Regions from separate parts of the Homo sapiens genome. Here region 1 is linked to region 2. Evidence: chromatin contacts called from ENCODE Hi-C or POLR2A ChIA-PET data. All regions are on one chromosome and are shown on one strand. Each heading gives the region's core, a stretch centred on a gene start or an enhancer-like site at or near the end of the contact. The rest is flanking DNA. Distances are from core to core; before and after follow the strand shown.

Evidence for each region. Hi-C counts contacts between places; a loop is a spot of excess contacts on that map. ChIA-PET counts read pairs that join two places held with the same protein, here RNA polymerase II (POLR2A). Pooled maps may share reads with other maps.
Region 1: a loop to region 2 is called in a pooled map, with 2.1 times the contacts of the local background. The contact joins two enhancer-like sites. A Hi-C loop is called at or near these places in 1 of 168 maps with a recorded cell type or tissue (prostate gland) and 6 of 50 pooled maps. POLR2A ChIA-PET finds 5 or more read pairs at or near these places in 4 of 52 experiments (A549, Caco-2, HEK293 and 1 more).

The regions. Positions count from the first base shown.
Region 1 is chr9:95,002,751-95,009,177 of GRCh38, reverse strand. It overlaps AOPEP (aminopeptidase O (putative)), which reads right to left. Exons shown (of 17, transcript NM_001193329.3): 12 at 3,958-4,020; 13 at 3,562-3,636. Among named protein-coding and RNA genes, the nearest start is that of MIR6081, 59 kb to the left of the region's middle. RefSeq lists silencers at 3,838-4,127, 4,218-4,407, 4,418-4,667. Within about 2 kb of position 5,022, at least 29 of the 41 ENCODE cell types and tissues checked have a DNase peak (open chromatin) inside an H3K27ac peak, as active enhancers do; they include prostate gland, where a contact is called at or near this core.
Region 2 is chr9:94,824,936-94,831,266 of GRCh38, reverse strand. All of the region lies in intron 5 of AOPEP (aminopeptidase O (putative)), which reads right to left. Among named protein-coding and RNA genes, the nearest start is that of MIR2278, 18 kb to the right of the region's middle. RefSeq lists an enhancer at 5,415-6,088. Within about 2 kb of position 5,081, at least 12 of the 41 ENCODE cell types and tissues checked have a DNase peak (open chromatin) inside an H3K27ac peak, as active enhancers do; they include prostate gland, where a contact is called at or near this core.

The sequences.
Region 1 (6,427 bases), core at 3,773-6,272, 180 kb before region 2:
CCATTTAGTGAAATCTATTAGTTTAAAAACACACATAAAATCCACTGTTGCAATCACAACCGTTCATCCTGTCCTTTGCACAGCTGGCTGATCCAATCATCCTAATTGTTCTTCGTTAGTTATTCATACTTTCCTTGTTTTTCTGTTGCAAAAATTATTCAAACTAAATGAAAGGAACTTGAAATAATAAAAAAGAGTATCAGAATAGAAGAAAAAAATACCTGAGGACCAGAAGTAGAAGAGGTGAGTTTTGTCATTTTAAACGAAAAACAAAATATAAAAGAATTCAGTCATACCAGGAGAACAAGGGCTAAAATATGAAACTAAAATAAAATGGAAATAAATGTCAGAGAAAATATGAAAAGACGCATGAGACAGAATGATGCATCTTCAGAGAGATAAGAAATGAAGCCTGTTAGGACAACACAGAAAGATGGCACAATTCTCTGGTGGGTGGGATGACTGGAAGCAGAAGGCGGGGAAAGGCCGGCAGAGCACTTTACATCACTTTATCTGCATGGTACATCTCAGTCCCCAATTTACTTTATTTCACTATTCGTTATTTTAACCCACAGCTGAGCACAGGGTGAGTTTGTTTTGCTTCCCCTTGTGAGTTCACTGAAAAACTCAACTAGTATTTCAGGTTACATCAGACTGTGCCTACTACTCAGCACCTTCGAGATTTTCTTTAAGGGGAAAACAAACATCCCTGGAAGATGCCGTTCTACCGTGTAGCTCCTTGCTCAGCGCCCGTGGTCAGAGTCCGTCCTCTCACTAGAGCACTGTTTTCCTTTCCCGGGCAGGTCAGAGGTTCTGCTTTCCACACGGCAGGAAAAAAGCTGCCCCCTCCTATCGGAGGAAAAAGGTTGTGACCCCCAGCAGAGTTAGTACAGATGACTTCACCGAATTTACTCATCTAGGCTGAATCCTGAGAGAAGCCTGCAGGTGTAGACAGACCCTTCGGGGCTGGAGGCAAGGGCAATGTGGAGGGGATGAACGGAGGCAAGGAAAACAAAGTAGACAATCAAAAGCAATGGCTACATTTCAAAGCGGCATCTACCAGAAATGACTAAGATTCATTTTATTTTACACTAATACAAAATGAATAAAATCAGAAAATACCATAGCTTTATTTTAACACAGAAGAAAAATATAGTGGATGCAGGAAAAAAGAGAAATTGAATAATCTGCTTCTACTTGTGACATGGCAAACGTTTTTAAAAATAACTTATTAGACTCAACAGCAAGTGAACTGCGTCGGCTCCTACTAATAACAGGTTCAAATCCTAGCAAAAGGTTAACACATAGACCTTGGAATGAATACACATGATCACAAAGCTCAATTTCTATTTCAGAATAGGGGGAAGGCCCTTGGAAATATCGCATGTTTTGCCTCAGCAAGCTCTGAATCTTCTCCTAGGTGTGGCAGAAGCAAAACAGTGAGCAAAAGGGCTTGGAAGTGCTGTGCAGAGCCAAGAGAAACATTGGAAACACTGACAGTTCATATTCTCTGATATGACTCTGAAATTTGCTATCTTCTAGCCCTTCCTCACCTCCACCCTCAAACCTCCTCAGCTTTAAGTTTCAATCCATGAAAGGAAGTTCTGAATGTTGGTTTCAACCTACTCCATTTTCATGTTCTCTTTAAAATTGCTGCCCACATTTTCCAAGAAAAAAAGTGAGAGGCAAATCTTCCCCCTAAGTTTTAACGCAAGAGCTTGTATCAAGAGGAAACGGTTGGGCAAAGAACTTCATTCTCCTGCAAGGTAAAATAATCAGTCCCCCCCCCACTTTCTCCCCACCCCGATTCTCAGGAGACCCAGTAGTCAGGTCATGGGTGTCACAAATACGGTTACTTCTAGGTTAGATTTTGGTAGTGACAACATCTAGTAATCCACAAAGATAATGGCTTCCCCTTCCTTTCTACAGCACATTGTGCATTTTGGTAATCTTATTTTTGGCTTAAAAATTAACAGCTGGCAGGGTGCAGTGGCTCACGCCTGTAATCCCAGCACTTTGGGACACCGAGGCGGGCAGATCACGAAGTCAGGAGATCGAGACCATCCTGGCTAACACAGTGAAACCCCGTCTCTACTAAAAATACAAAAATTAGCAGGGTGTGGTGCCATGTGCCTGTAGTTCCAGCTATTCGGGAGGCTGAGGCAGAAGAATAGCTTGAACCTGGGAGGCCGAGGCTTCAATGAGCCGAGATCACGCCACTGCACTCCAGCCTGGGTGACAGAGCAAGACTCCGTCTCAAAAAAAAAAAAAAAAAATTAACAGCAACGACACATTTTTTAAAAAATACCAAGCAAGCCATAATTCTTTTCCTTCTTTGGGTATTTTATGATCTCATTCATCACCTCACAAACATTTAAAAAAACACCTAAACCATTAAACACAACTTACCATACCATGCTGAGGTATGGTCAGAAAACTCAAGTCTGTTCCAAATCACAACTTTTTCTATTATTCTTCAACTGAAGTGACATATATGACCCTCTGTGGAAAAAGAAAAGGGGTGGGGTCCCCCTTTTCATGCACACTGAAAGTCCAGCTACAAACAACTATATTCGCAGGCTGGTTCCTTTTCCAGCTCTCTCAGAAGCTGCCCTCTGGTATCCTGACGTGCACTCTGCAGCTCTGGGATCACCTTTATTCTGATGTGCTTTGTGCACATTCTCGGACGCTGCAATGCCCATACTAAGGCAACATAGCACAGAAATTGGCAGCAATGCTATCAGCAAGAATTTGGCTTCAGAATCAAGAGTGATTCATCATACATTCTAGCAGCAGAAAAACACACCGCTATTTTAATCCCTTGCTGGTATCAAGAATCAAAAAACAGTGAAATGTAATTAAGCAAAAGCAACAAAAAAACCTATCTGCTGTAATATTTGTCAAAAAATTATTCACTTTTACGAGTTTTCCGCAAGTCACTTAGAAAACAACGGGCTACTTACCTTATTTCATGATATTACAATGACAAATCAAGTTTTAATACAAAATCAAAAGACAGGCAGTCCAAACTTCTGCAAAGTAACATACTGAAATTCTAAACTTGGGCAAACAAATTTCTCATCTGCTTTACAGTAAATAAAATTCCTCCTAGTGTTTTAAAAGTAATCCACTTCTTTCTTCTTCTCTCTCTATTTCTTAGATGACTCCAATTTAAAGTCTAGGTGAGAGAAAGTACAGCATGGAAACCTAATACTGTGGGCGATTTATTCGGAACACTTTTCATTTTTCAGAGGTACCTTAACACTGAGATAATAAACACTGCTGATCTAAAATAATAATGGAACCCACTTAAGTCCGATTGCTGTATTTAATGAGCATGAAACAAATTTCATGGGCTACTCTCTCCTAATGAGACTATATAAATGATCATTAGCCTTATCGACCAATATTTCTGTAGAATTTCCCCATATATTAAATCTATGGTTTATTATAACAAAAACTTTTTAAATTAAACACTACTCTATTGTCATGACCAGGTCCTCACGGGGCAGAAGCGGATTTACCAAGACCTGCACCGAGTACCGTCTCGGGAACCCCTACCTTTTCAAACACCTCTTCCTTCTCCCTGCGCTTCCGTTTTCGGGGTCTCCGGTTCACTCCAATCCATTTCGTGACCTGAGGTTCAAAAACCACAGCATTTCAAAGAAGGCGACAGGGTCCTGACGGCCATCCCCCAGCGCGAGAAAGCAGAGACCCCCGGCCTCGCGACCTGGTCTTCCCCGCACCTCGGGAGGCCACCCGCGCCCGCCCGCGGAACTCGCCGGGCGCCTCACCGCAGGGGCCGCGACCTTCGTCACGGCCGCTCCCCGCGCCCGAGCCGGAGCCTGGCGGGTAGTCCCCGCACCCGCGCGCCGCAGCGCAGAGCCAGGGCCTCTCGCCAGCCGCGGTCTCGCGCCGGCGCCACCGGGGCGCAGGGACCGCGCCGCCCGCACTCACCTCGGCGCGCACTTGCCGCGCAAGCCCGCACTCCGCCCCGGCGCGACGCTCCCTCTGCAGCGGCTGCGGGGGAAGAGGACACAGTCAAGTTTACCGCGGGAGCGGCCCCGGCCTCCCTGCCCCGCGCCCGCTAACTCGGCGTGCCCGCCCCGTACCTCGCCCGCGGCCGGGGAGGACGCAGCGGCGGCGCCGGAGCCCGCGCCCTGCGCCCGCCCGGGGTCCGCATCACCTCAGGCGCGGCGCGGGCGGCGGGCGCGGGGCCTGGGCGGCGGCGCGGGCGGGCGGGCGGGCACCGAGCGGGGGCGGGGCCTGCCTTAAAGGTATAGCGGCCGCGCCGCCTCCCGCAGGTCGCCCTCCCGCCCGCGCCGGCATTGTATTGTTCTCCCCACGAACGGCGTGCTCCCGCTCCCGGGCTCCGGCCGCCCCGCGCCCCCGCGCACCTTGCCCCCGCCACCCCTCCCCGGGCTCCGGCCGCCCCGCGCCCCCGCGCACCTTGCCCCCGCCACCCCTCCCCCGGCTCCGCGCCCTGCGAGCGGCTTCCCGGCAGCGAGAGGGGCCCGCGCCGCCCGCCGCAGGCTGGAGGGAGCGGTGGCGGGGAAGGAACCCCGCCCGTAGCCAGCGTAGCGCGCTCCTGGAGTCGGAAACCTGGTCCCGGTGGCTTTCGCGCAGGGAAAGTAACTTTCCTAGTGGAGTTTTCTCCGGGACCGGGTTCTACGCCCTCGAGTAGACGTTTCCCAGTGGCCCCTCGGGGCTCCGGGCAGCGGCAGGTGACCTCCCGGGGGGCGAGGCCAGGGCGCAGAGAAACCCAGCCCCGCGCTCCCGCGAGTGTGGACCCGCAGCCCTCAGACTGCCGTGGACCCCCAGAACCACTGGGTAGAATTTAAAAAGAAGGGGTCAATCTGTTTTCATAATTAGGGAGAAAGTTTACACTTACTTTATAAAAATGTGCGATACCCCAAGATTTTCCTCCACCCGCCAAAGGCCTTCTCATCCGCATCAGCAGTTGCTGGAACCCGCCTGCCGGTGAGGGCGGGCCGGGGCGGAGAGTCGGGTTGTCCTGTTGCTTGCTGGGTCTTGACCATCCCTTTAACTTTATCACATTTCTTTAAAGAAAATCTGTCTTGCCCTCTCTTTATTGCTACTCCATCCTTCTTTCAAGATCAAAAGGTTTAGATCAAAGCCAAGATCAAACTCACTACTTTAAATAGCAGCAACTTTGCCATGGAGTATTTTACACAGAGGAGCTTAATGGAGACATCAGGAATTTATCCCTTCATTCCATATTCATAACTGGACTACTTAAAATTACACGGATGATGTATGTCTATTTCCTAAAACAAACAACAAGTCTGCTCAAATGAGGGATTCTTACTGTTTCCAGGAATACAAAAAAGTTGAAATCTAGAGAGCAATATAAATAGACGTGTTAACCATTTTGCGTCATTATTATAATAGCTAAGTGCTACGAAATGTGTGCTCATTTGCTAGAGATTTTTCAATGTGTTATTATATCTTTTAGTATAGACTGTACAGCCATCATATACAATTTTTTACTGTAAAGGAAATATATATAAATAGTTAATGGTTTGGAAATCTTGCACATAGGCAGGTAAATAATTATAAATGGTGAAGTGGATTATTCTGAGCTGCTTAATTTTAAAGGGAAAGAGAACTTTAAACTCTTCAACCTTTTATGCTGCTAATAAGAGTTCCACAATCAATAGAAATCTATCTTGGCAGGCACTTCCTTTTACCCACTAGAATTTTTTTCCTTGGGAGTTCACGATCCCCAGAAACTGTGATATGAGCCATTCAATATTGATGTACTAAAACAGTGCTCTGCTTAAATACAGTTTTTCAACATACAGTCTTGGAAGAAACAAAATCCAAAATAAATTCCAATAGTCCAGTAACAGGAATAAAGACAACTATTGCAAATTAAATCTTACAGACTTATATGAAAGCTGTTGTTAACAGCTGGGTACTAGTTATTTGAAAAGTTTTTTCCCTTTGCAGTTTTTAACTGGTTGCAGTCACACACGCGCGCGCGCGCGCACACACACACACACACACACACATTCTTAATTCTATAAATCCCATTGAACCACTGGAAAGATCTTAGAAACTGAGACCTGGAAACCCTGTCTTGCTCTGCTACTGACACAGTCTCCTTTCTTCCTAGCACCCAGATCATGGATAACCTAACGGTTTCCGGCATGAGCTGAACAAAGGAAACAGCCTACTGTCACTCTGCTCTTCTAGGATTTTGCTAAGTAGGAAGCAAAAGCTGTGACCCATCCTAATTGCCTCTTGTCTCGTTTGTCCTTTGTCCCCCAACTCTCCTCCCAATTGCCATCCCAGAATCCATCCTCCACAGAGAAGCCAGAATGGTACGTCCAAAGGTAATTCAAATGATACCACTTTGCTTCACTGAGAATGCTTTTCCATCTCTTCTTTGCGTGGTAGCCCA
Region 2 (6,331 bases), core at 3,832-6,331:
CAGAAAATTGAAACTGGAACCCCTTCCTTAACATCTTATAAAAAAATTAACATAAGATGGGTTAAAGACTTAAATGTAAAACCCAAAACTATAAAAATCCTAGAAGAAAATCAAGGCAATACCATTCAGGGCACAGGCACAGGCAAAGATTTCATGACAAAAATGCCAAAAGCAATTGCAACAAAAGCAAAAACTGATATACGGGATCTAATTAAACTAAGGAGCTTCTGTACAGAAAAATAAACTATCAACAGAGTAAACACACAACGTAAAGAATGGGAAAAAAATTTTGCAATCTATCCATCTGACAAAGGTCTAATATCCAGAATCTACAAGGAACTTAAACAAATTTACAAGAAAAAAATAAACAACCCCATTAAAAAGTGGGTGAAGGACATGAACAGACACTTCTCAAGAGAGGACATCTGTGCAGCCAACAAACATGAAAAAAAGCTCAACATCACTGGTCATTAGAGAAATGCAAATCAAAACCACAACAAGATACCATCTCATACCAGTCAAAATGGCAATTATTGAAAAGTCAAGAAACAACAGATGCTGGCAAGGTTGCAAAGAAAAAAAGAATGCTTTTACACTTGGTGAGAGTGTAAATTATTTCAACCATCGTGGAAGACAGTGTGGCCATTCCTCAAAGATCCAGAAGCAGAAATACCATTCGACCCAAATAGGATGTAAGCAATACCATTACAGGGTATATACCCAAAGGAATATAAATCATTTTATTATAAAGATACATGCATGTGTATGTTCATTGCAGCACTATTCACAATAGCAAAGACATGAAATCAACCCAGATGTCCATGAAAGATAAGCTGGATAAAGAAAATGTGGTACATATACACCATGGAATACTATGCAGGCATAAAATAAACAAGATCATGTCCTTTGCAGGGACATGGATGGAGCTGGAAGCCATTATCATCAGCAAACCAACACAGGAACAGAAAACCAAACACCACATGTTCTCACTTATAAGTGAAAGTTGAATGATGAGAAGATATGGACACATGGTGGGGAAACCACACACACTGGAGTCTGTCACGGGGAGCAGGGAGAGGGAGAGCATCAGGGAGAATAGTTAATGCATGCTGGGCTTAATACCTAGGTGATGGGTTGATCTGTGCAGTAAACCACCATGGCACACGTTTACCTATGTAACAAACCTGCACATCCTGCACATGTACCCTAGAACTTAAAAGTTGAATAAATACATAAATAAATAAATAATAAAAATTAAACACCTGATGTAGTTCATGCAGTCACTCTCCTAATTTTGTTCTTTCACACACATGAACCCTTAGATCATGCAGGCAAAGCACAGAGATAGGTGTGAATATGTCATTGTGTTTCTCCTTCACAGAACTCCCTTGGGCCACCTGTAGTCATGACGTCAGATGGTAACTAAACCACCAATTGCTCCAAATGCCAAGAGAGCTAGAGTCAAGGCATTTGTTCCCTCCCTATTCAGGGAGTGAATGGCAAAGGAAATATAGGTGTAATGGGGTATTGGATTCTCCCCAGGGTTAACATATCTGACATGTGGCCAGGGTGAACATATCTGACATGTGGCCAGGGTGAGTGGAGGGGACTCACAAGGGTGTTTTGTGGGAGCTTTTATGAAACAGAGAATTTCGGTAGAAAAAGCAGCTGCAGCCAGCTGCTGAGGGAAACTGCCCCGTACCCTGGCATCATGGGCGTGGCCTGTTTGTTTTGTGAAGTACATCCAACTTAAGAAAGGGAGAAAAGTTTCTTACTTCTCTTTCCAGAGATATATCATGTTTCCCATCAAAACATTTCTTTGTCAAGATGCTTTTGGAAGAATGACTTCCACAACTGCAGTTGGGTATGTGGTTAGACAATGGCTTCACTTCTTTGGATCTCAAACTTTTAAGGCCACAGAAAAGGCCTGAAATTTTTCCACATTGAAAATAAATAGGTATTTGATAATCATCTAAGAGGAAATAATAAACAGGCCTAGCTAGCTTTTTTATATGTATTTATTATATGTAATTATGTGTGTGTGTGCGTGTGCGTGTGTGTGTGTGTGTGTAAACTGGTTTATATCTTGAAACTTAGTGGCCAGGCACAGTGGCTCATGCCTGTAATTCCAGCACTTTGGGAGGCCAAGGCGGGCAGATCACTTGAGGTCAGGAGTTCGAGACTAGCCTGGCCAACATGGTGAAACCCCGCCTCTAATAAAAATACAAAAATTAGCCAGGTGTGGTGCCCCGCGCCTGTAATCCCAGCTACTTGGGAGGCTGAGGCAGGAGAATCACCTGAACCCGGGAGGCAGAGGTTGCAGTGAGTCGAGATTGGGCCACTGCACTCCAGCCTGGACAACAGAGCAAGCCTCCATCTCAAAAAAAAAAACAGTAAGAAGAAATACAAATAAGATGTGAGAAATTATGTAAGAAATACATATAATAAGAAATATATATAAATAATGTGTTTATTATATAACTAAAGTATGTGATTTATATATATATATTGTGTGTGTGTATATATATATATTGTGTGTGTATATGTGTATAATTGGTCTGTTTGCTTTTTTAACAGGCAATCCAGGTAATTCTATGCAGTTTTCCTCATATTACACTTTTTGAAAAACTCTGCTCAAGAGCTGAATTCCTCCAAAAGTCTACCTTCTCAAATTTCTTGAAATGCTGTCTTTGCCCCCAGGTCCTGAGACACTATGACACTGATGACTGTTTTGGTGACTATTCTATCCCTGGCGTCCAGCACAATGTCTGGCATTTAATATGTACATAATATACATTTGATGAATTAAATAATAAAAATCTGGGATAAGTAGATATCCACAGGCAAAACACCCCTCCTCACACCTTACACAAAAATCAACTTAAAATGGATCAAAGACCTAAATATAAGAGCTAAAATCATAATAAATAAATCACTCTTAGCAGAAAACACAGGGAGAAATCTTTGTGACTTTGGAATAGGCAATGAATTCTTAAATATGACACCAAAAGCACAAGAAACTAAAGAACAAAGTAGATAAATTGGGCTTCATCAAATATAAAGACTTCTGTGCGTCAGAGGACACTATCAAGAAAATGAAGCCAGCCCACAGGGTGGGAGAAATAAACATCTATCGCAGCATTCTCCTCCACGCCTCCTATAAAAATATTCCCCGTGCTGACCACAACCACTGCTCCTCCTCCCTGCTTCCCTCGCCTTCTGCCTCTGGTCCTTTCTTTGCCATTACTTCTCCTCTTCTTTTTTTCTCTGTTCTCATCTGGTTCTCTCCCTTGTTCTTATTCTGTGTCCGGGAAATGCAAGTTATATTTCTGATTTTTATAAATGGGAATCTTTTTAAATAATATCACTAGAGAATCTGAGAGTTAAACAGCCTGGGCACCAGAGTCTACACTACAGCCTGCCTACTTCTGTACCCCTCTCTCTGGCTTATGAACAGGCACACACAAAGTAGGCCTTTGATCTTGAAAGCCTAGGGATCCCACTGGGACGAGGATAACTATTTATCTCTATTTGCTTTTTTCTGCTGGGGCCTGGTTTCTGGCTTGCTCAATGTCCTATTTGGACAAAGACCAGTCAGGTCAGGAAAAGATCACTCCACAGTTCCAGCCCTGAAAACATGCGGTAGGAGCCTCTAAACAGTTCCCATATAAATTTTAAAAGGGTCATCTTAGTACACTATCAGTGTAAGGAAATGTGTAGGAAGAAAAGACAGTCTATGTCCTCATGATAAGTTAGAGAAGAAACCAAATATGGAACATTCTCTTATGAATTTCTTCCCATACACTCACCCAAGACAACAAACATTTTAGAATGTTCTAAGAAACTATCTGGTGGCTTCAGTGGACGAAAATGTAAAGGGTTTGAGGCTCAAAGACCAAGATTTTCAAATCCTATGACCCAAGCCTCACTTTCCTCATCTGTAAAGTCAAGATAAAAACTTACTTTACAGAGTTGTTAAAAAGATTTACTGATTTAATATGTGTAAATCACAGGGCATGGTTCCTAGAATGTGGTTAAGCACTTCAATTTTGGTAGAAATACCACCATCTCTCTACTAATGACTCTGGGGTTCCAGAGCTCCAGCTCACCGTGTTCTTTGCTCCTAAACGAGAAGCCACAGAAAAGAAGAGAAGCTGTTCTCTGGCTCTAAAATGGAGACCAGCTTCTGAAAAGGGGGCATGTATCCATCTCTTCCACAAACCAAATTTTATCATGCATTGGTAGACAAGATCTACCAAAAGCCAGTTGCAAGTTCCACTGGGGCATGTTATGTAGAGGGAAGGGACAATGGCAGATTCCCTAAGCTGCTGCTTTCTGCAAAGATGAACAATGACTTGTGCAAACAGCTCAGGCAGGCAGGCAGAAATCTATAGCCCCAACTGTTGCCATGACCACTCATCACCACTGTCACCTCCCCCACTTCCACTGTACTGCCACCACTACCCTTGTGGCCATCACCACCTCCACTAATATCATCAGCTCCATCACCATGACCAATACCTCTTCTCCTTCCCCACATTACAACCACCACCACCACCACCATCATTATTATCACATGACATCAATCAAGACCCTAGCTGCTAGAAAAAGAATTGCTAAAGGTAAATCTGTCTAGCATGAAGTTTTAAAGAAAGTTTTATTGGAGAACTTTTGAATCACCTGTGCAATGTGTCACACCCATCTGTCAGCATGTACAAAAACAGACCCACCTAAAGCTACTTACTGCAACAAATGCCACCGAGCTGAAGAGAGATTCCTAGAGAGGCAAACTCCCTCCTCCCCTTCCCCACCATGTGGATCAGGAAAAGGGAACGAAGAGGCTCTGTGGTCCCCCCAGTGGGTCTCTATTATAGCTCTGTACCTGTGCTGCTCACTGTGTCCCAACATGTAGGGCCAGAGGGACAGGGCTGCGGGGAAGAGGAGAGTGGCCATGGCCTCACGATGGTTGGTCATGTTTCTTCCATCTGCCAAGAGGCTGCTGTGCACTCCTTGGCCAGGAGTTCTGTCACAATGAACTTGAAGCCCGCGGACGAAACAGCTTTGCCAGCAGTCCTATGGGAGGCTCATGTCTTCGGAGAACAAGGAGGGCATGTTCTGGTGCCCTGCCCGCTGCCACAAGGAAAACTGAAACAATACCCTTTTAAAATAGCTTTGACACAGATTTCACCGTATTTTCCTTTGAAGACATAAAAAAAAAAATCTAATAACTTTGTCCACATTAAAAAAATATGGGTCACAGGTTTTTGCTAAAAAAAGAAAAAGCTATTTTTATTTCCTTGAATCCTTGTAACAACAGTTATAAACAGCTAAACAGAATTTTTTAATTATCCTTTTAAAAATACTTTTTAAAACGTAAAGGTTATTCCTAGGCTGACACTGAATATGCCAGGTCTGTAGCTAGAAGCAAATTTTTATAGCTAGTTATAAACCCCTGAAATATGAGTTTACATTGGAAAAGCTGAAACAACCTTAACTTTAACCATGCCGATGGGCGCCCTGTAATTATAGTCCCTGAATGGAATAAAACAGTCTCTCTTCCACGGTAGCATCACAAAGAACCCTATTAACTCTCCAATTACCAAATGAGGAAACAACATTCTCTAGAACCCAAGCCAAGGAAAAAAGAACACTGCATGTTCCAACTGAAAACCTTAAAACTGAGCTTCAAAGTGACAGCGCCTAGGGAGGGCGCTCCCCTGGAAGGGAATGTTTACTTCACTTATTTAAAACGACTGAGCGTCTTCACCAAGGCTCACACAACACTACTTGTTTAACAAATAAAGATGTATGTTTCCTGGAGTGTTTCTAATTGGGATTTGAGGTCCCACCTCCTAAGAAATTCCGGGACTGGCTATCTCCCTGGAGATGCCTTCGACAACGTGGGTCTCCCCTCTCAAGGGGAGAGAAGGGCCCAGCCTTCGTAAGTAAAGAGGCACAGGCAAAACAGCAGGATGCGGGGCTGGTCTTCCACCAAGGCATCCATCACACTTTCAACAGGAAACAAAAACGGGGAAGCACAAAACCATATCCAGTAGGATTTGTAAATTGAGCTATTCAGTAGGCAAGCAAACTTTAAAAATAGTAACTTGGGGGAGGCCAATTTCCCTCCTCTCCTCCATTCTCTCCCTCCTCCCTCCCCAATCTGCTGTGCTCCCCTGGCCATCTCTTCTGCAGCAGCAGTTAAACAGCCCTGTTTTCAAAGCCATGCTAACATCTTGGGAAACGCCAGGGCAAAAATCAAAGATTCTTTGGTAGGGCGTGTAATATAAAACTTGAAGTTGTTTCTGTTAAATTGAAACAGCCATGTTAA